2 separate regions of the Mus musculus genome follow, and region 2 is linked to region 1. A link is a loop called in an ENCODE intact Hi-C map of the cell type or tissue named here. Cell type or tissue: heart. All regions are shown on one strand. Each heading gives the region's core, and the rest is flanking DNA. Links, peaks and the distances in the headings are about the cores only.

Region 1 (10,101 bases), core at 4,943-7,442:
AGGAGAAAGTGGGGAAGAGCCTCAAACATATGGGCACAGGGGGAAAATTCCTGAACAGAACACAATGGCTTGTGCTGTGAGATTGAGAATTGACAAATGGAACCTCATAAAATTAAAAAGCTTCTCTAAGGCAGCGGGCACTGTCAATAGGACAAATAGGCAATGAATAGATTGGGAAAAGATCTTTACCAATTCTAAATTTGATAGAGGGCTAATATACAATATATACAAAGAACTCAAAAAGTTAGACTCTAGAAAACCAAATAACACTGTTAAAAATGGGGTGCAGAGCTAAACAAAGAATTCTCAACTGAGGAATACTGAATGGCTAAGAAGCACACAAAAAAATGTTCAACATCCTTAGTCATGAGGGAAATGCAAATCAAAACAACCCTGAGATTCCACCTCACACCAGTCACAGTGGATAAGATCAAAAACTCAGGTGACAGCAGATGCTGGCGAGGATGTGAAGAAAGAGGAACACTCCTCCATTGCTAGTGAGATTGCAAGCTGGTACAACCACTCTGGAAATCAGTCTGGCAGCTCCTCAAGAAATTGGACATAGTACTACTGGAGGATCCCACAATACCTCTCCTGGGCATATATCCAGAAGATGTCCCAACGGGTAAGAAGGACACATGCTCCACTATGTTCATAGCAGCCTTATTTATAATAGCCAGAAGCTGGAAAGAACCCAGATGTCCCTCAACAGAGGAATGGATACAGAAAATGTGGTACATTTACACAATGGAGTACTACTCAGCTGTTAAAAACAATGAATTTATGAAATTCCTAGGCAAATGGATGGACATGGAGGATAGCATCCTAAGTGAGGTAACCCAATCACAAAAGAACACACGTGATATGCACTCACTGATAAGTGGATATTAGCCCAGAAGCTCAGAATAGCCAAGATACAATTCGAAAAACACATGAAACTCAACAAGAAGGAAGACCAAAGTGTGGATAATTTGATCCTTCTTAGAAGGGGGAACAAAATCAGAGCAGAGACTAAAGGAATGACCATCCAGAGACTTCCTCACCTGGGGATCCATCCCATAAACAACCACCAAACCCAGACGCTATTTTGGATGCCAACAAGAGCTTGCTGACAGGAGCCTGATAAAGCTGTCTCCTGAGAGGCTCTGCAAGTGCCTGACAAATACAGAAGTGGATGCTCACAGCCAACCATTGAACAGAGCACAGGGTCCATAATGAAGGAGCTAGAGAAAGTACCCAAGGAGTTGAAGGGGTTTGCAGTCCCATAGGAAGAACAACAATATGAACTAACCAGTACACCCAAAGCTCCCAGGGGACTAAACCATCAACCAAAGAAAACACATGGTGGGACTCATGGCTCCAGCTGTATATGTAGCAGAGGATGGCCTAGTTGGTCATCAATGGGAAGAGAGGCCCTTGGTCCTGTGAAGTTTCTATGCCCCAATATATGGGAATGCCAGGGCCAAAAAATGGGAGTGGGTGTGTTAAGGAGCAGAGGGAGGGGTAGGGGAGAGGGGGTTTTTGGAGGGGAAACTAGGAAAGGGATAACATTTGAAATGTAAATAAAGAAAATACCTAATTTAAAGAAAGAATAGTCAAGTAGATAGATGGATGGTTAATTAATTGAATTGATTAATAGAAAAGATACAATCTCTGCCCTTGAGACTCTTACTATCTGGTTGAATAGGTCTCTTTGCATAGATTAGTGTAAGAACAACACATTTTTCAAAAGATTTGAAGTCTGATGTGGGGGAGCGAGGTGGCTCAGCTGTTAAGAGCACTGTCTACTCTTCCAGAGGACTTGGGTTCAATCCAGTCACCCACATGGCATCTCACAGTTCACAATCATCTATGACTCCAGTCCCAGGGGAATCCCTTCCCCTCTTAATGGCCTCCAAAGACACCAGGAATGCATGTGGAGCACATAAATGCATACAGGCAAAACATTCTGCACATAAGCACAAAATAAAATAATTGAATAAAATAAAAGACATTTTTCTTTAACACCCAGCCAGAAAAGTCTCTCTCTCTCTCAGTCCTTCCCTGGCCAAAAAAAAAAAAAAAAAAAAAAAAAAAAAAAATCCTCGTCATGAAGAAGCTCCTGAGAGGAGGAAAGTCATCTGTGACCTTATGGTCCAGACCCAAACCAGCTGGGCCTGAGAGCCAAGAAAGAGTGCTAAGAGCAAGCAGAGCTGCTTGGCTGCTGTGCCTACCCAGTGCTGGGGCAGGTGCCAGGAAGTGCTTGGGACACCAGGCATGGGGAATGGGGAGCCAATGTCGATGCTGCCAAAGGGGCAGGACTGGAAGCAGCATGGAGCACAAACACTCAGACCCTGTGGCTCTCCCAGGGTGCGCAGCTGTAATTCTACCTAAGTCCCTGCCTGTACTAGTTAAGTCACTATGTGTAACCAATCACCCCAAACTGTAAAACCCTGAACAACAATCATAATCAGCCTGTATCATTTCCGTGGGTCAGAAAGCGAGGGTCAGTTTGGCTGGGCAGTTCTGTCTCAGTGCCTGGGGAAGTTATAGGGATGTACTCAACAAAGGTTGCAGACTCTAGGCTGGAGGGTGGGAAAGACAACCCACTCAGTAAACTGCCTGCCTCCCAAGCATGAGGACACAGGCCATTTGACAGACAGACCCTGCCTCGCCATACCCTAATATCACCTAAGAAGCAGTTACATAAGCGATTACGTTGAACCTTATCATCAACAAAAAGGCTGAAAATGCCAGGTCCAAAGAAAACTCCACTCTCCCAAATTCTGGTGCCCTAATTTCCTCTACCAAAGGAGCCACTTCTTTATCTGACCGAAGGACAAATGGCTATGTGTGGTGCCTATTAGCACACCAAAACTCCTGCTGGCCTCTGGGCTCTCTCAGCATTGCAAATACCTATTACAGAGTCTGAGCTAGCATCCAGGCTCTTCCTGACCCCTACCCTAAACTTCTCCAGCTCACAAGATTCCCTCCCCCATCCTCTCATTTCCATAACCCTGCACACACTCTGACTCCTCTCTCTCTCTCTCTCTCTCTCTCTCTCTCTCTCTCTCTCTCTCTCTCTCTCTCTTGCTCACTCACTCTAAACCCCTCCAATCCAATCTGCTAGCCTTGCTCAGTCTACTACTTTGTTTACTTGCTCTGGACTCTTCCAGATGCCTCTGGCTGGAGGCTCCATCATAGCTGCAATAAAAACATTCCCTTCAACCATACCTTGAAGAACAAACTGGGGGCTTCCAGCGTTCCTCAGTGGCCTGTACTTCATTGTCTCTTCTGAATCACATGTCTCCTAGTTCACTATCTCTTCCATGTCACACATCTCCCATTCAGTGTCTCTTCCATGTTCATGTCTCCTAGTTCACTGTCTTGTCCATGTCACAGGTCTCCTAGTTCACTGTCTTTTCGTGTTATGTGTCTTCTTCTGGTTTTTTTCTGCCTTCAGCTGTTCTCTTAAAACCTATTTTTAGCAAACACAGAAGTGGATGCTCACAATCAGCTATTGGATGGATCACAGGGCCCCCAATGGAGGAGCTAGAAAAAGTACCCAAGGAGCTAAAGGGATCTGCAACCCTATGGGTGGAACAACAATATGAACTAACCAGTACCCTTGGAGCTCCTGACTCTAGCTGCATAGGTATCAGAAGATGGCCTAGTTGGCCATCAGTGGAAAGGCCCATTGGTCATGCAAACTTTTTATGCCTCAGTACAGGGGAACGCCAGGGCCAAGAAGTGGGAGTGGGTGGGTAGAGGATTGGAGGGGGGGTATGGGGGACTTTTGGGATAGCACTGGAAATGTAAATGAAGAAAATACCTAATTAAAAGAAAGAAAGAAAGAAATTAGGGAAACAACACCCTTCTCAATAGTCACACACACACACACACACACACAAAAGCCATTCTACTTACTGTCTGTATGACAGAGGGCTGGTTGTTAAGTCTCTCTGTTTCTCAGTCTCTTCCCCCAGAAACATGGAGAAATGACAGTGTTCCTGTCACTGAGTGTGCATGTAAATTACACAAATTAAGCCAAATGAAATATTTAGAGCAAGACTGAGTAGTCTTGACAATGCTGAACTCAGTGCTGTGTGTGTCATGCATGTTTCATGTATGTGTCAAGCATCATACAGCACTATACAGAACACTAACAGGTCTTTCGACTGCAATTGTCGGCTAGAATTAAACAATAATGTGGCCAAATGGCAGGGGTTTGTAATCAGCACCTTCCTTATTAAACATTTTTTAATTTAAAAAAAAAACCTATTTTTACCCTTTTGTAGTCTAACTTCTAGTTTTACTACTTGTATCTGCCCTCTTTATATGTGTGCATATATAAATCTGCATATGAGAGAAAGAGAGAGACCCTGTCTCAGAAAACAAGTAGGATGACACCTAACCCCGGGCACTCAGGGTCATCGTGGCTTCCATGCACACTCACACACACTAAATCCAGGCTGAACAGAGGTTGCATGGTCCCCTTTCGAGATGGCTCACTTGAATGACTGGCAAATCAGTGCTTTCTTAGTTGTTGGAAGGCCAACAAGGCCAGCTTGGGAGATTTAGCTGTAAGCAAATCACCTCTGGATTTGTACAGCTCGACTAAAACCACTCCATAGAAGTTGAAGTTGATACTGACAACATGGTTGTGAGCTTTTACACACATACACGCACACGCACGCACACACATGGGTGCACACGCATGTACACAAGTGCATGTGCACACACACGTTGAAGCCCTGACACTCACCCCACATGGTAGCACTGAGTGGTGAGTCCTTTGGGTAGCAGTCAGGTTCAGGTGAGGTCATGAGGGTGGGAAGTCTGTAAGGGAAGGAAGGAGAGAGAGCAGAACGTTCAATCACACAGTGCAGTAAGTGTGCTTTCCCTGTTTTCTTCAAAATGGGATGTAATATAGCTTACAATTGAGGGTATGAATGTTAGGAAGAGGGATCTCACCAGGAGCCAAGTCTGCTAGCACCGTGATCGTCAACCTCCCAGCCTCTAGAACAATAAGAAATAAGTGTCTGATAAGCCACTGACCAACCTGTGGGGTTTATTCACAGCAGCCAGAGACAGCCAGAAAGCAGCCTCAGAAAGGTATATTCTAGACGGTGTAGTATCAAGATGGGAGACAGCTATCTAAGTCCTATGGGTGTGTAAAGCCATTGAGACCTTCAGGTCTGTCTGTCGTGGCATCTATGTATCCATCATCCCTGTATCTATAATGCCAGGGCACAGGGTTGTGCCAGGCCTGAGGTGGGTAACAACTGCTAAAAAAACATGTGTGTCCTTTTTCCATCCAGTAACTCGGTTAAATGGAGCGGGTGCCCAGGGGATTCCCTGCTTCCTGACAGGCTGTAGGTGCTGAGCACAGGGACTCTGCCTGCCCCCAGTGACATTTCAGTCAGTTCAGTGAGGCACTTGTGTAAACTGACCATTCTGTATAATGTGGTAAATGTACACACAGGAGGTTAGAGTCAGAAGGGAAGAGGCCAGTGTGGAGGCATGTAGCAATGCTGGCAGCGGTGTGAAGTTGAAAGAACCTTCCCGGGGCAGATGAGAGAGACTAACTGTGAATGATGGGATATGGTCATTAGAGCATTCCTAAAGGCTGAATCCTCTTAGTCTCTTTTGCTTCGGAGAGAGCAGCTAGAGAAGGTGCGAGGATCTAGGGTCAAACACCTAGCGTCTCTTTTGAGCTTAGTATAGCAAATTCAATTTTTATTTTTCTAGGTCTAGCATAATGTCCTACTTTCTTCCTCATCATTTGGATGGAGCCTTTCCACATGGAAGAGAGTGTCTGGGGACAGCAACAAACCTTACATCTCCTGGTTCTGAGTGTAGGCCCTGGTCTGCAGCTGGAGCTCCACAAACAGCCATTGAATCTAAAGAAGCAGCTGCCCTTCCCATTTGCCTGAAGGCTCCAGGGAACATCCCTCCAGGGCTAGTAGTTCCCTTAATTTCTAGGGACTGAACCTCTGGGAGTGTCACTGTTGGTCCATACTGCCACCCAGTGGTTATACTTGGGTACTGCATGTTCTCAGTGGACAACTCTGGAGGGTCCCCAAATGGCCATGTTCAACCCCATAACATCTCAGAATAACTATCTATTTTAGCTTTTGTGTGCTAAGTGTCCATCTTCCAACAGATTGCTAATGAGAGGTCATATCTGAGAGAGATAAAAGGGAAATGACGGACTGTGACAAGCCTTTACCAAGGAGCATGTTGGCCAGGATGGTGACTGCCATCTGTTAGGTGCCACTCTCTTGCTGTGCTGCCCTAGACAATCACTTTGTTTCGGTGGACTTGCTCAGTGAAGCATCTTTTGCAGCCTTTCTGCAAAATAAGAGATTGCACAGCTTACAGAATTGCTATGGGGATTAAAATAAATAATCCATATAAACTACGCTAAAGCTCCCTGGCAGGCACATGCAAGCACTTAGCAAATATAAACACAAGGCACTTAAGTTTCTGTTATTCTATCTCAGCTCAGCGAGGGGGATGAAGGGAGCCTTAGTGCCATCTCCATTGTTGACAAGGACACTGAGGACCTGAGGGCTTAAGTAACTTCCCCCAAGGTCCTTCAGTCTGAAAAGGGCGGGGTTTAAAGCCCATCTTTATGGATCTTGCCGTCATCCCAAGTAGGTCTTTGAAAGTTCTGCCCCTTGAGTTGCAGACCCACTGGGAGAAAGTTGAAATGATCCAAAGAGGAAGAAAGAATGACAAAGATCCAAATCTAGCACAGTTTACAGCTCACATCTACTATGGGTGAGCAATCCTCTCGACGGAAGAAGGCACATGTTTTCCAAACCCTGGTCCTGAGGAGTGCCCACTGCGTCAGGAGGTTCTGGCTTCAATTCATACACAGAAGCTGTGTTATGTGGCTAAGTGACTTAGACACATGCTGTCCACTCTCTAGGACACAGCTTCTTCCATGTCCAGGTGGGACAAGAGAATCCAAATCACCTGCCCAGGCTGACATCTTGTCATCCCATAATCTATACCCTTCGAGTGCTCCCTAACTATCTGCAGTGAGGGTCCCAGGTGACCAGCAAAGAACCAGAACCCTGGAAAGGACTGGTGACAGATGGAAAGGCTGGCTGGGTTCTATCACATGAGCAGGAACTTAATCCCTGCTAGAATCCAGTAACAATGTCCACAAAGGCCTGGAAGCCAGGCCCGTGATTTATGGACAAGATTAGAAGACTACAGTGATTATTGGCCCAGAAGACCCACACTGGGTAGGGCATGAGCAGAGGCTACAGCTCCAGGGAGTGCAGGGTTCAGAAGGTGCCACACAGCACCTTACGTCCCTTCAGGGTACGAGGTGGCTGTGTGCTATTGTCTTGTTTTGGCGAATATTTTCAGCATGAGTGGGCCAATTGGCAGACGTAATCATAGGCATTTCACACACACACACCTAACAAGGGCAAGATGAATGATGTGGGTGGTGCTGGAGTCATAAATATCACCAGTATATCAAGGCAAAATGAAAGCAAAGAAAATAAATCTATCAGGATTCCGTGGCTCTCCAAAGCAACCCCAGGACAAAGGAAGCCAGATTCCCCCGACAGCCTGAGCACCGGACTCCTAAACTGTCTTCTCTGGCCGCCAAAGCTTGAGCAATTTCGACACAAGGCAGTGTGTGACTCTCGTGTGCTTTGGAGCACCTGCATGACTCTGATGTAGAAAGCCTGGTAAATCTCACAATGTGTGTGTGTGACTTAGGACAGCCTGAGTTCTGTTTCCTACTGGCTGGCTGGTCAGTGGCCTCTCTCCGTGTTGGCTTCCTCATCTAGAAAGGAAAATGGGAGTCTTGATGAGAGTGTGGTTGTATGACATGGATCACAAGCCTAGTGTTCCACTTTTGACAAACTAGTGCCTGAGTGAGGTCGCTGGAAGCCTGCAGATCTACTCCACGCCACGCTGGCAGGACTGATGTTTTGTTTCCCCACTGAGAATGAGAGAAGTGAAGAGTCCTGGGTGGCTCTGTAAAAGCCGCATGCTGGGTTTGGGGACTCTTGTTCAAGGTCGTGTTTGAGCTTGTTTCTATGGTCAATACAGTTTGGTAGACACCTCCACCTGACTTATAAAATTGTGCCTAAATTCTACCTGGGAACATAGAGAGGGCTCAGATCACAGCCACCTCCTCCCCAGCCTCTAGGTGGAGTGGAACAGAGTCAAAGAGTTGTCAGTAGAAAACAGAGTTGGCAGTAGAAAAGTAAAACTCTCCAGCGGCTGTGTAGCTCCTCATGTGGGAGAAAGGCGGGTAAATGAACTGACTAGTATATCAGGAACCAAGCTCTTCCCCAACATAAGAAGTAACTCCTACCTTCCCCCCTTTCAAAGACAGGGCCCACAGACAGACCTCAAGCAGTGGGCTCAGAGAAGCTTGGGAGATGAAGTCTGAAGCTGCCCAACCCTGAAGTGGCTTCTAAGGGAATCTTTGTTCTGGTTTGGAGTCTCCTGCTACTTCTTAACTTCTGGCCTGGCAGGATGCCCTGGAAGTCTCCTATCTCCCTTTCTCCCCCAGGTGATCTACAGCTCTGGCCAGCTGCTTCATCACCCACTAGGTCCACCCTCCACTTTGAAGACCTGCAACCTCAAGATAGCCAACCAAGGGCCCAGGACTGGAGCCTTGGTTGAGCATCCTTTCTTAGCATCCACATGGGCTTCTGGAGATATGGTACAGATGACTAACATGACAGGAGCATTTGGGAAGACCAGATACAGCAGACACTGACATTTTGCTCAAAAGCAACACCCGAGAGTCAAGATGCTGCAGCTCAACTCTGAGTACCCTAACATCTGGTCACCCCCAGTCCACCAAAACTTATTCAGCTGGCTCCCCAGTGTGGGAGCCATGGGAGCCACATGGCAGATGCCTGTAAGATGCTGGGGAAAGACCAGACTCTTCAACAGCCAGCACCTAGAAATCAAGGCCTACTGAGGGATGTGGGGAGAAAAGGCACACAGTAGTCTAGAACCTCAGCCTCTGCATGTAAAACAAACAAATAAACAAACAAACAAACATCTTGCCTTGGTTTCTAACATCCCAAGAGTGTCAAGGGCAAAAATATCAGAATCCCTGGAGTAGAGAATACTCAGAAGATGGTCTAGCCTGGTGATTCTGATGACACCCCACAAAATCACCCCCAGAGCTAATGAAACCACAAACTGCTGGCCACCCACAGGCCTGGCGCAGCTGGGCTCTCTGGAGGCTGATGCTCAGAAATGTGTGCCTTTGGCAAGTGCCCAGGAGCTCTGGTGATAGCAGGGTGGTGTGGTAGCAGTGTTTGGACACCTGGGACTCTGTGAACGGCCCTGGAACATTCCTGCCTGTGGGAATCACACTCAAGGATCTGGTCCAGATGCTTGGTTTCCTCTAGGTCTGGGAATGGCACCTGAGATTCTAAGTCCCCATTGCTGAGGCTGCTGATCCCAGGAACATAAGCCTATCGGAGTCTGTTCTCTAGCATCCCCCATCTCACTGAGAAACAGAAAAAAGCCCACAGGGAAGCAACTGAGCCAGAAGAGAAGAAAATGGGGTGGGTGGAAGCTGCAAGCAAGCTGGGCAAGAACTAGTGCCTCGCACAGCTAGTCCAAGGCCAGCAGGGTAACTCCAGCTTATCATTTTCTGACCAAGTGATGGTCCTGGGGCTACCTTCCTAATGACCATTGTGGCTATACAGTGGGAAGTAGTCACAGATGGCACAGACAGGTCCCTTGATCGGGAAATCTGCTGGACCCCTGACAGCTACAGCTCTGCGTCTGGCAAAACTGACATCAGAATGCACATGCCAGCTGCTAGGGCTTGTTCCAGAGTCCACCTCAAGAAGTCACACACACGCACATACCACACACACACACTCAGGCACACTCACATAGCTCTGCAAAAGATACAACAGAACAACAGAACATTGTCATCTTGACCTGGAGGGCTCTATCTCATATTTTCCTGGCCTACTTTTGGGCATCTTTTCCTGTTGTAATGTCTTGAGAACAGGTAAAACTTGTCCTTGGGGCTTCCTTCTGATCTCCCATAGAAGTTGGATGCTAGGGGCCAGAAAATGAACAGTCTCCAGGACAACCGCAGGCTTATAA
Region 2 (10,101 bases), core at 2,738-5,237, 350 kb before region 1:
GTAAAAAGAATATTTTTTAAGGAAATGTAACTAATAAATTAACAGATTGTGGATGAGTGTCACACCAGTTAGTATCTACTCTTACTGGAATAGTAACTCCTGTTTTTCCCTGGATAGTCAACTCTGATAGATAGATACATAGATCAGTAGATAGATAAAAGATAGTCAGTTCTTAATATGAATGAATGAATGAATGAAGGAAGGAAGGAAGGAAGGAAGGAAGGCTGGAGAGATGGCCCAGCAGTTAATAGAAACTACTGCCTTTGCAGAGGACCCTAGTTTGGTTCTGAGCACTCATTGTGCAGCTCACAGCCACCTGTAACCACAGCTCTGGCCGTCTGCTGCCCTGTTCTGGCTTTGAAGGATATCTTCACTCACAATTTATATATATGTATGTATTAACACAAGAATAAAATGTGGGCTCTTTAAGAATTAAAGCTTTTCAGTGTCTGAGGGAGACAAAAATTTTACCTCAGAAAAGAATCAGAAACCAGGCCTGGAGATGTGGGGATGTGATTCTAGCTGCTCCAGAGACTAAGGTAGAGGAATTACAAATCAAGGCCCATCAGAATTATAAAGTGAGTTCAAAACCAGCCTAGACAATTTAGTGAGACCCTGTCTCAAGTGTAAGAACTGAAAAGCATGCTGCTGACCCAACTCAGTGTAGAGCACTTTGTAGGGGGCTTAAAGAAGTATGTCTAATCCCAGTACAAAAGACAAAGACATTCAAATGAAAATTCATTATAGATTAAATAAACAATTTTAGAGGTTTGCAATACTCAAACGAGTTGTGCTTTTTTCTGAATTCTTATTTATTTGACCAAAAAGTTGTTAAATACTAAATGCTGAAATCTGAAGGTCAAGGGCAGCCTTGTGCTTGGATCTCACATTGTACAGTCCTGGGGTAGCAGGTACAACAGCACACTGTAACACAGCCGTAGGCCTTTAGGTGCATAGAGGAAAAGTAACTCACTCCGTTTATAGAGACCACTTGACCAAGAAGACTTGATGGCGTCCACTTAATTTCAGTCCAAAAAATGAGTAGAACTTCAAAGGGAACAGTGTTAAAACAACTTGGAGCCAAGGTAGGAAAAGTGCAGGTACATTTTCATCAAGGAAAAGAATGTGATCATTGATTCTAACTTCTTAAGTTTTGGAACATTTAACTGATAGCTCAGTGGAGAGGGAGCTTTGCTGAATACAAAGAACTAAAAGTGAGACCATGACGATAAGAAGACCCACATGTTGGCAAGAGTCATATAACCAAAGCTGCCTTCATTTGTGCATAGCCATGCCAGGGTTTTACATGCAGTGAAGAGCTAGCTAACGAGCTTTAGGGGCCATGATATGGCTCATGTGATTTTTTTTTTAATTGTAGCTAACTTCTGTTAGAAAATACATTGGAGGGAAGCACAGGAGGAGGGAAGCTAGCTAGTAGTGTGTGGAAACAGCCTGCTTGAGTTTAAGAGGCCTTGAGCAGGAGGGTGGAAGAGAGACGAGAGGCCCACATTGGGATCCATCAGTACATAGCATGACATGCATTGTAACCTTTAAATATGGTAGAGGCTTGGAGAAAAGACCTTACCATAAAATACAGCGTTGTGGCAGTTGAAATTGTGGGTGGGATTGAAGGCAGATTGATTTGATTGACTGGTTGCTGGATTGATTGATTGATTGATTGATTGATTGTGATGCAGACTGAGAGAATGTACACTCCCATCTCAGTCTCCTGGGGCAGAATTCCAGGTGTCCATCACTCACGCCCAGCCCTATAGTTGTTTTTCTTAAAATTTTAAAAATTATTTTATTATTTTAAATGTACAATTTTTTTGCTTGCATGTGTATCTATGCACCACTTATGTTCAGTGCCTATAGAAGCCAGAAGAGGTCATGGGATCCCCTGGAACAGGATTTAGCTACAGTTGTGAGCAACCACGGGTTGCTGGAAAATAGACCCAAGTCCTCTGGAAGCTCAGCCAGCTCTCGACCCCCAAGACAGCTAGCTCTTCAGTCCCCGTTTTCTTGATATGTTTATTTTAAATGTGAGGTACTAAAAGTATTTCTTGCTGATGTAAAGGATAAAATAGAGAGCTAGATGGTACACAAGAAAAAAAATGTACTTCAGTTTTTGAAGAATAGCACACCAAGGCAGTTGTCAGGTAAGCAGGGAGGTTGCAGTCGTCTGCTAACGCCAGTGAGGCATGTGGCTGGGACACAGTGGGAAGTGACACTGCTTCATATTTAAAAGGAATTTGGAGCTTTGTGTTGCTATTTGAATTACGAGATATCTTCCTTTATTCCAGGCAATGGCTTATTTTCATGGTCCTTTTAGAAACATTCTTGTTCAGTCTTTTAAAAGGCTATTATGTCACCCTGTGCTCTCCTAGGAATTATAAAAAAATAATAAACTTTTGAAAGCACTTTACAAAATTAAAGAATTATAAAAATGCTAAGTGCTTTGTGTGGTCATTGATTTAATCTTATAATGTTTAGGCCATTTTGCCAACTCAATGTGGATTTTATAATATGTACTTGTTCTTACTCTGTTTTCTGTAAATTTTCACATTCTGATTTTATTATATCCTTATGTGTGTTTTTGCTAGTTTAGCAATAGTGATTAATTTTAAATTATTTATTGTAGTTAAGGCAAAAATAAAGTGAAACTGAATTTTCTAGCGTAAAATTCTGTGCATTTATTTAAAAAAAAAAAAAGTCACTCTTACTTTGTAGAGCAGAGCATAGAGAGCATAAAGGCACGCGGACTCATGCCTGTAATTCCTGCAGTCAGAGGTTCAGACAGGAGGATTGCTGAGTTCAAGAGCATGCCAGGCTATGCAGTAAAGCCCTGCTGCCTCCCCTCATGATGGCAGACCCAATCTAATCAAACATTTGAGGATATTGAATTATCTCTGGAAGTTACTTAATCATTCTAATCTTCATTAATAGTATCTGTAAAATAAGTATTTATAAACTTGTCATCTCCTCGCTGTGTGGTTCTGTGAGTAAACACTAGGATGTGAAGAAGCCATGGATTGATTCATTTTGTTTAGACTTAAGAGCCATTGACATTCTGAAGAAAAAAAAAACAAAAAACAAAAAAACAACTGAATCTAATTTACAGCCTTTGTGAAACCCTCTAATGGAAACATTCGCTATGGTGGAAACCGTGTATCTTTGTTATTAACCTTAACTATGTTCAGATTCTGGCTACCTTTCAATAACTACATGTCTTGAGAAGTTAACATTTTTAAAGATTATTTTATGTATAAAATACTTGTTCTGCCTGCATGTCTGTGTGTAAATCATATGTGTGCAGTGCCCATCAAGGCCACAAGAGGATGTGGGATCCTCTGGAACTGGAGTTGCAGGGGTTGTAATCTGTCCTATGGGTGCTAGAAATGGAACCTAGGGACCCTGGAAGAGCGGCCAGTGTCGGTTGCTGAGCCATCTCTCCAGCCTCCTGAATGTTCAAATAAACTCTGGTGTTTCTAAAACTGTAAACTTTCAAAAGTTATAGTATTTTACTGTTTCACAAAACTGTTGCCTTAGGTAAGATTACAGTGTCTGCTGGAGGCAAGCAGTTGATTCATGTAACTACTGCATTGTATAGACATATCCATAGTAACATGAATCCATATAAAAGAATATCTCCTGTAGAGCTAGCCTGAAAACATTAAATAGCCGAATGCCGTCCAGGTCTTTTCACTCACTCGGCTCCCCAGGGAGTGTCCAACACGTTCTGAGGGATACTTTCTCACTGAAGCCTTGAAACAGCTTATTAGTCCCTAGTTGCCAAACTTATCCATACATAGTTTACTGCCTTACACACAGCCCATCAATGCTATTGGTGATTCCTTTCTGGTCTAGACAAGAGTTTCAAAACACATAATGCTAAATTAAAAAAAAAAAAAAGGTGAAATTTAAAAATAGAAAAGCAGGTCTTCTCTCTTAAAGGTGGAAGATGTGCAGCACCAACTATGGGCAGCAGAGGGTGCTGGCTAGCCAAAGACATAATGTTCTCATGGAGGCCGAGTGAAACCTTGTCGTTGTGAGGGGGGCTTCAGTAAACAATTGCTCATGTCTGTGGAGCACAGTGGCTTCATGTTCTTCGGTTCCACAAACCATTAATCTGAAAGGGACCCGTCTTCCTAACTACTCAAGAGCCAGCGATCAGCTGGAGGTATCCATCCTTCACAAATGTGTGCACCTCCTGTGTTTGACCTCACCTCCACCCTGTTGAGGATTGCTCACTCAGAACTCACTCCATACAATTCAGGTAATGTTGGAGTGTTTAATTTTACTTCTTTCTACTGGCTTCCAGTAGTAACTTTCTTAATGAGACTTAAAAGCCTTTCGAAAAATAGTAGCAGGTTATTCACTCTGCTCTAAGCTAGCTAAGAAGCCCACTCCTTTAGGAGCCACTAAACAGTGTCTCATTTGAATGATCAGAGCAGAGATTTCCCAGGGAAAGAGAAAAATCCACTGCCATCATCCTGGCAGAGTCACGTGCCCTGTTTGGTATTGTTATAATTTAGAATGCAAAAAGATCAGTGAAAAACAGTTTGGGGTGACTGAAAAATTGGAAGGTAGTTAACAAAACCCACAGATGCCTTCATATTTAAGAGTGCTTCCTTTTTTGAGCAGCATAGCCTGGTGCAGCTGCTGACATGACAGCCATTGTGGACTGTGAGAAAGAGGACAGTCTGGCAGCAGGCTTTGTAGTGAGGATGATGAAATGAGGCAGTTAACACATCTGCAGGAAGAAAGCAATAGCCAGAGCCATGCCTGTCAGCACTGCAGCTGGGCTTCAGTGAGGTGCTGAGGATACAGAGACTGTGCTTGATGATGGTGGGCCTCGGGGCCTCTCACACATGACACACTCTGGCAAAAGAGAAGGAGCTGATAAAGTTTTCTCGTGTGAATGTCCCTAATAGAAAATGGGCCAGTGGAACTGAAAGAGAACACTGATAGCCAGAGAGGGCAGTGTGTGTGAACCGGCTTTAAGGAATATGATTCTGTTTAACAATAGTTTCTTAGCAAATTTAATTTTGTCTATTTTGGTTTTGTACCTCTTCTGAAATAAAAAAGGCAAGGAACATCTTTTTTACACTATTCTTGCTCACTGCTTCTGTTCATTCCAGGTGTTAGGCACGTAGGGCTTGGTCTGCTGTATCACTCGGGACTGGGGATCACATAGTGTTATCTGAGAATACAAAACAGTGCGTAGACGATTCCTTAAACAACAAAATATTCCAGCCACTTGTACATGGAAAGTTCCTCAGGAGCACGTTGACTTCTGTATTGCATAGCTGCGTTATTATTATTCCAGCAGAGATAACCCAACAGCATGGCTCTCATTTGCTTCCTAATTACAGATGCATTTCCCCTTAATCCTTATTAAAATGGACTTTTTAAAGAGTAAGCTGAAATTTCATCCTGTAAAATAAAATGTAAAGATTTACTAGTAAAACTACTTCATATTAATGTGTATTATTCAAACCAGAGCTCACATTCTGATCCCCAAGTTTCCACTCACGACCACAGTCTCCTGGCAGGGCAGTGTGTAGATGCAAAGTGAGATTCGATGCACTCTGAAGAGCCCCAGCTGGGGCTCGCTTGTGTTGTCACAGTAGTTGTGAAGCCACTCAGAAAGCAGGTGTCTGGCTGGAGCCTGGCCTCCCAGGTATGTCAGCTTGGTACTGCCCTGGCACTGACAGACTCTGGGGACATTTGGGGAGGTACTCATTTTAAAGGTAATACTAGAGGCAGACTCCCTCGTGCTTTGTGCTCTACCAAGTGAAACCAGAATGTTTAAGCCCTACCCCACTCACACCTTTTCCATTGAAACACTGTAAAAGTCCTTGCAGCCCATTCGTTTACCATAATGGTCCAAGCATGAGGTTTGCTGAGTGCTTATTACAAGTAATGACAAACAGGATGGCTCAGTGCACAGACACTATAGTCCTCTCCGTAGACTAGAGTCTTGGATGGTTACCTTTGGAAGTTGATACCTCGATCATAGGACCCTAAGACAGTAATGTTCCCTTGGTCTCATTTTATACCCTCCTGGATGTTTTCCCTCCATCATACTTTCTTTTTAATGCAGGGTCTCTCCCTGAACCTGGACTCACTAATGTGACTAGACTAGCTCAAGGGATCAGCCTGTCAGTATGCTGTGTCCCTCACCCAGCACTGGAATTAGATCACCCAACTTTTACATGAGTGATGAGAATCTGAGCTCAGGTCCTCATGCTTGCATGGCAAGCAGGTGCCTACCGGGCCAGCTCCCTAAGCCATATGTTAGACAATGTTAATGAAGGAGCGAGGGGAGACGCTCTCTCCTGGAGTTGGGGGGTTTGTCTTTGATCTTCCCAAGACTTGTTATACTAACTAGGCATATATTCCATGTACTTAACATTTTTGTAAGAACCCTCCTATCCATTCCTGGGGAGTGGTTTTGTTTTTGGGGTTTTGTTTTGTTTTGTTTTTGGTTTTGTTTTTGGTTTGTTTTTTTTTTTTTTTTTTTTTTTTGGTTTTTGTTGTTGTTTTTTGGTTTGGGGTTTTTTTGGGGGGAGAGGGGGCTATGAGTATTTGTTTGCTTTGTTTTTGTTTTTTCAAGACAGGGTTTCTCTGTGTAGCCTTGGCTGACCTAGAACTCACTTTGTAGACAAGGCTGGCCTGGAACTCACAGGCCACTTCTGCCTCCCTGAGTGCTGGGATTAAAGGTATGTAACACCTTTGCCCTATGCTCCTCTTGGAATTTTAATTGAATTCACATTATCTGTTAATAGCTAGGAAACTAAAAGTACTATTTCAGCCACAAACTACGCCATACTAAGAGTAATTTCATTTTCTAAGCTGTGTGACTAATAACAATGCTGGTCTATGACATCTACTTCATGTTTTTAGTCATATATTTTGCTATATTTTGCATTTTAAAGAAACTATATGTGTCAGTCCTCCAGAACTAATATATCAGGGGATCCTGTTTATTTTTATGTATTGCTTCATGATTAAAACATTATCGAAAGAAATTATCCATTACAATCTCAATTTCATGATTTGTGTATTATGGTTGACCTGTATTTTTATTATAAAGTGACTTTCCTAAGTAATTTTTTTACATAGTTGTGCTATGGATATATTTTAATAATCGTAAGTATTGTGGTGTCACCACAGCAGGAAATTCCATTAATAGACCCACTCGGTGATATGACTAGAGCTGTCCTTGCCTGTTGTGCTTGCCAACGCATGTTAAGTGAGGATATTGTTACTGCTTTCTAAAATATTTGGTAGAAGCCATTCATCTAAAACAATGATGTTCTTTATTATCAGACATTCAGAATATATGTGTAATAGGGTATGTGTGCCCCAAATGCTGTGACTTCCCCAAGATAATGTTTCCCTTCACCTGCCAGCCATGTGCTAATTTTCCTTCTTGATGCCAAACATAGATTTCCTTACATTAATGTATATACAAAACGGTGCTGAAGAGGACTTTCTGTTGCTGTAGAATTGTTTGTCACTAGTGTCCACAGCAAGGGTTCCAGGTTCTGCCAAGTAATAAGAACACACCACTTTTTGTGCATTCAAGAAAGACCTACTAAAGAAAGAAAGTGTTCTAGGCTCTAGTCCCAACACTAGGCACTCATGGCTGCAGGGGTGGTTTCCCAGGGTTAGCCTCTGATGTGGGTGGGTTCCATTGCTAATTAATGCTTGCAAATAAAGAAGGAGGGAGAAGTGGCTGCTGGAGGAGGCGAAGGGTGAGGTGACTGTCTGGATTTTCACTGTTGACGAGAAGAGCCTTCCATGGTATCTGTCAAAATGCTCCTCAGTGCAGCACGCAGGGCCACACAGACCTATCTGTTTCATTTTCCTCAGGAACTGCCTTTCTCAGCTGGGCAGGCACTCCATCATGGAGCTGCGGGGTCAGTTGGGGATATTAAATGCTTAAGTTTACTGTTAAAGTTTTAAAGTTGACAGTCTAAGGGAGAGAGAAGAAAATTAGTTGGTATATTTTGTTTTTGTTTTGTGGTGTTTGTTTTGTTTGTGCATTACCTAGATTAAATTCAAAGAGAGTGACTTGAGGGAGCTGTTCACAGGGAATGGTGGTGCCTCCAGAAAAGAGAGCCTGGCATTGCTTCCTCCGTCAGCTGTGTGCTGAGCTATCCTGTAAACTCACTATATGCCACTAAATCGGGGTTCTGACCACACTGCATTTGAAGAACACACTGGCATACACACTGGTCATTACAAAGCTTCTGTAGGCTGAGCCAAGGCCTGCAAGATCACAGGACCATAGTGTAGTGGGCTAAGAGTCGAATGAACACCATGCCCAGACCCCTTCCCTTTCTTTCCTGGAGAGAGAAGCTCTCCTGTGTCTGTGCTCCCAGAAAGGGCAGAGGTGATAAGCCCGTCCAAGTGGCTTCAAGAGCAAAGGAGACAAAACCCCCAAGGGTTAGTTTGCCCCATGCCAATATGAATGGGCACTGTGGTAATACATCATGAAACACACACACACACATCTGCCTCTTCTGTGGACAGAATAATCAGTCCACCCAGAACAAGCACAGACTCCACCCCCACTGCTCATAACCACTCTGTCAGAAAAGTGACTCCTCCAGCTTCTCACAACTGAGACCTTAAGGGGACAGAAGGCTCTGGGCATGCCCCACGTTAAGGAAAGGGGGCAAAATTCACATTTTGTATGAGGCTGATATTCATAATTGTCTAGACTTTGACTAAAAATACTAGAAGCCAGTGGGATGCACTTCACATTCTTTAGAATGTTAGAGAAATGTGGCATGGTACAGATGAAAATATTTATTAGAGAAATAAACTATTTTAAATTTATGTAATGGTGCCACAAAGGTTTGGCTGCCTAGTCAGCTAGTTACAGAACAATTTTAAACACATTGCATAAGTGTATGTGTGTGTTTGTATATGTGAGAGTGTGTGTGAGTGTGTGTACACATGTGCACATATATTTACATTGCCATTCCTCAGGAGCCATCCTGTGTGTGTGTGTGTGTGTGTGTTAATAGGATCTTTCATTAGTCTGGGGCTTGCCAGTTTGGCTAGGCTGGCTGGCTAGCCAGAGCCCCTGGAGCCTCTCATGTATCGGCCTCTCAGTACTGGGTGAGAAGTACCAACGACCTAGCCAGCGTTTGACAAGGTCTTTGTGGCTCAAACTTATGTCCTCATACTTGCAAGACAAGCACATATCTACTGTATGTGTGCTCTCTCCAGCCAAAGCATACGGTTTGGTTTTTGTTGGTTTTGAGTTTTTTAGTTACATTCTTATTTACTCTGGGTACACATAGCCATGGTACATGTGTGACAATCAGAAGACAACCTCAGAAGTCAGGTCTCCTCTGTACATGGGAATCATGGGAGTCAAACTTGAGTCACCAAGTCTCCACAGTAGGTGTGTTCACCTGCTGAGCTGTCTCATCCACCTGCACAGTGTTTGTCTGGTTTTGGCTGTAATCATTCAAAATAGATAACTTTGGTTTTGATAAAATGTTTAATTGAAAGACATAATCACTTTTGTAATTCCTTATTGGCAGCTTTGTGTTTTAAACTATTAAAAATGTTAATCAAAGCCAGGTGTGGTAGTCCCAGTGCTTGAGAGGCAGAGACGGGTGGGTGTCTTTGAGTTGGAGGACAGCCTGGTCTAGAAAGTAGGTTCTAGGACAGCAGAAACACAAACAGCACTTACACAGAGAAACCCTGTATCACGGGGTGGGGGTGGGAAGTGTTAATCAAAATTGCTGAAGTAAGATATCAAGCAAAGCTATTTTTTATCCATCCTTCATATATCCAAAAATTTATTTACTGTTTGACTTTAATTACTCAGTTTTTCTTATTCTGGACCTGGGATATCAAAGCTATTTACTGTGTATTGTAAGAGCACCATTGTACTTGAATCATTCTCCTAATTATTTTTAGCAGACAAAACTACTTATGAGAAATTGAAAAACATAGAAGGAAATGGTGTCAGCTGCCACTGAGGAGTGTGTCATCCCTTTCTTAAATGTGTGGCCAAGGTCTTCGCGAACAAGACAGTGGAGCGCTCTCCCCAGTCTATAATTCACATGC

Evidence for each region. Hi-C counts contacts between places; a loop is a spot of excess contacts. Peaks named below come from ENCODE experiments on the same cell type or tissue, not always from the same donor. Only the 100,000 strongest peaks of a DNase experiment are listed, where the experiment ranks them.
Region 2: a loop joins it to region 1, with 8 times the contacts of the local background. A loop is called at or near these places in 39 of 42 quality-filtered maps.

Annotation. Positions count from the first base shown.
Region 1 is chr15:34,537,058-34,547,158 of GRCm38, reverse strand. No RefSeq gene overlaps it. Among named protein-coding and RNA genes, the nearest start is that of Gm22208, 10 kb to the right of the region's middle. In heart, for the core only: a CTCF peak has its summit at 6,008 (motif pointing left); no DNase peak of the experiment used is centred there; H3K27me3 peaks cover 434 bases.
Region 2 is chr15:34,885,491-34,895,591 of GRCm38, reverse strand. All of the region lies in intron 10 of Stk3 (serine/threonine kinase 3), which reads left to right. Among named protein-coding and RNA genes, the nearest start is that of Gm52204, 20 kb to the left of the region's middle. In heart, for the core only: a CTCF peak has its summit at 3,979 (motif pointing right); a DNase peak (open chromatin) is centred at 4,781.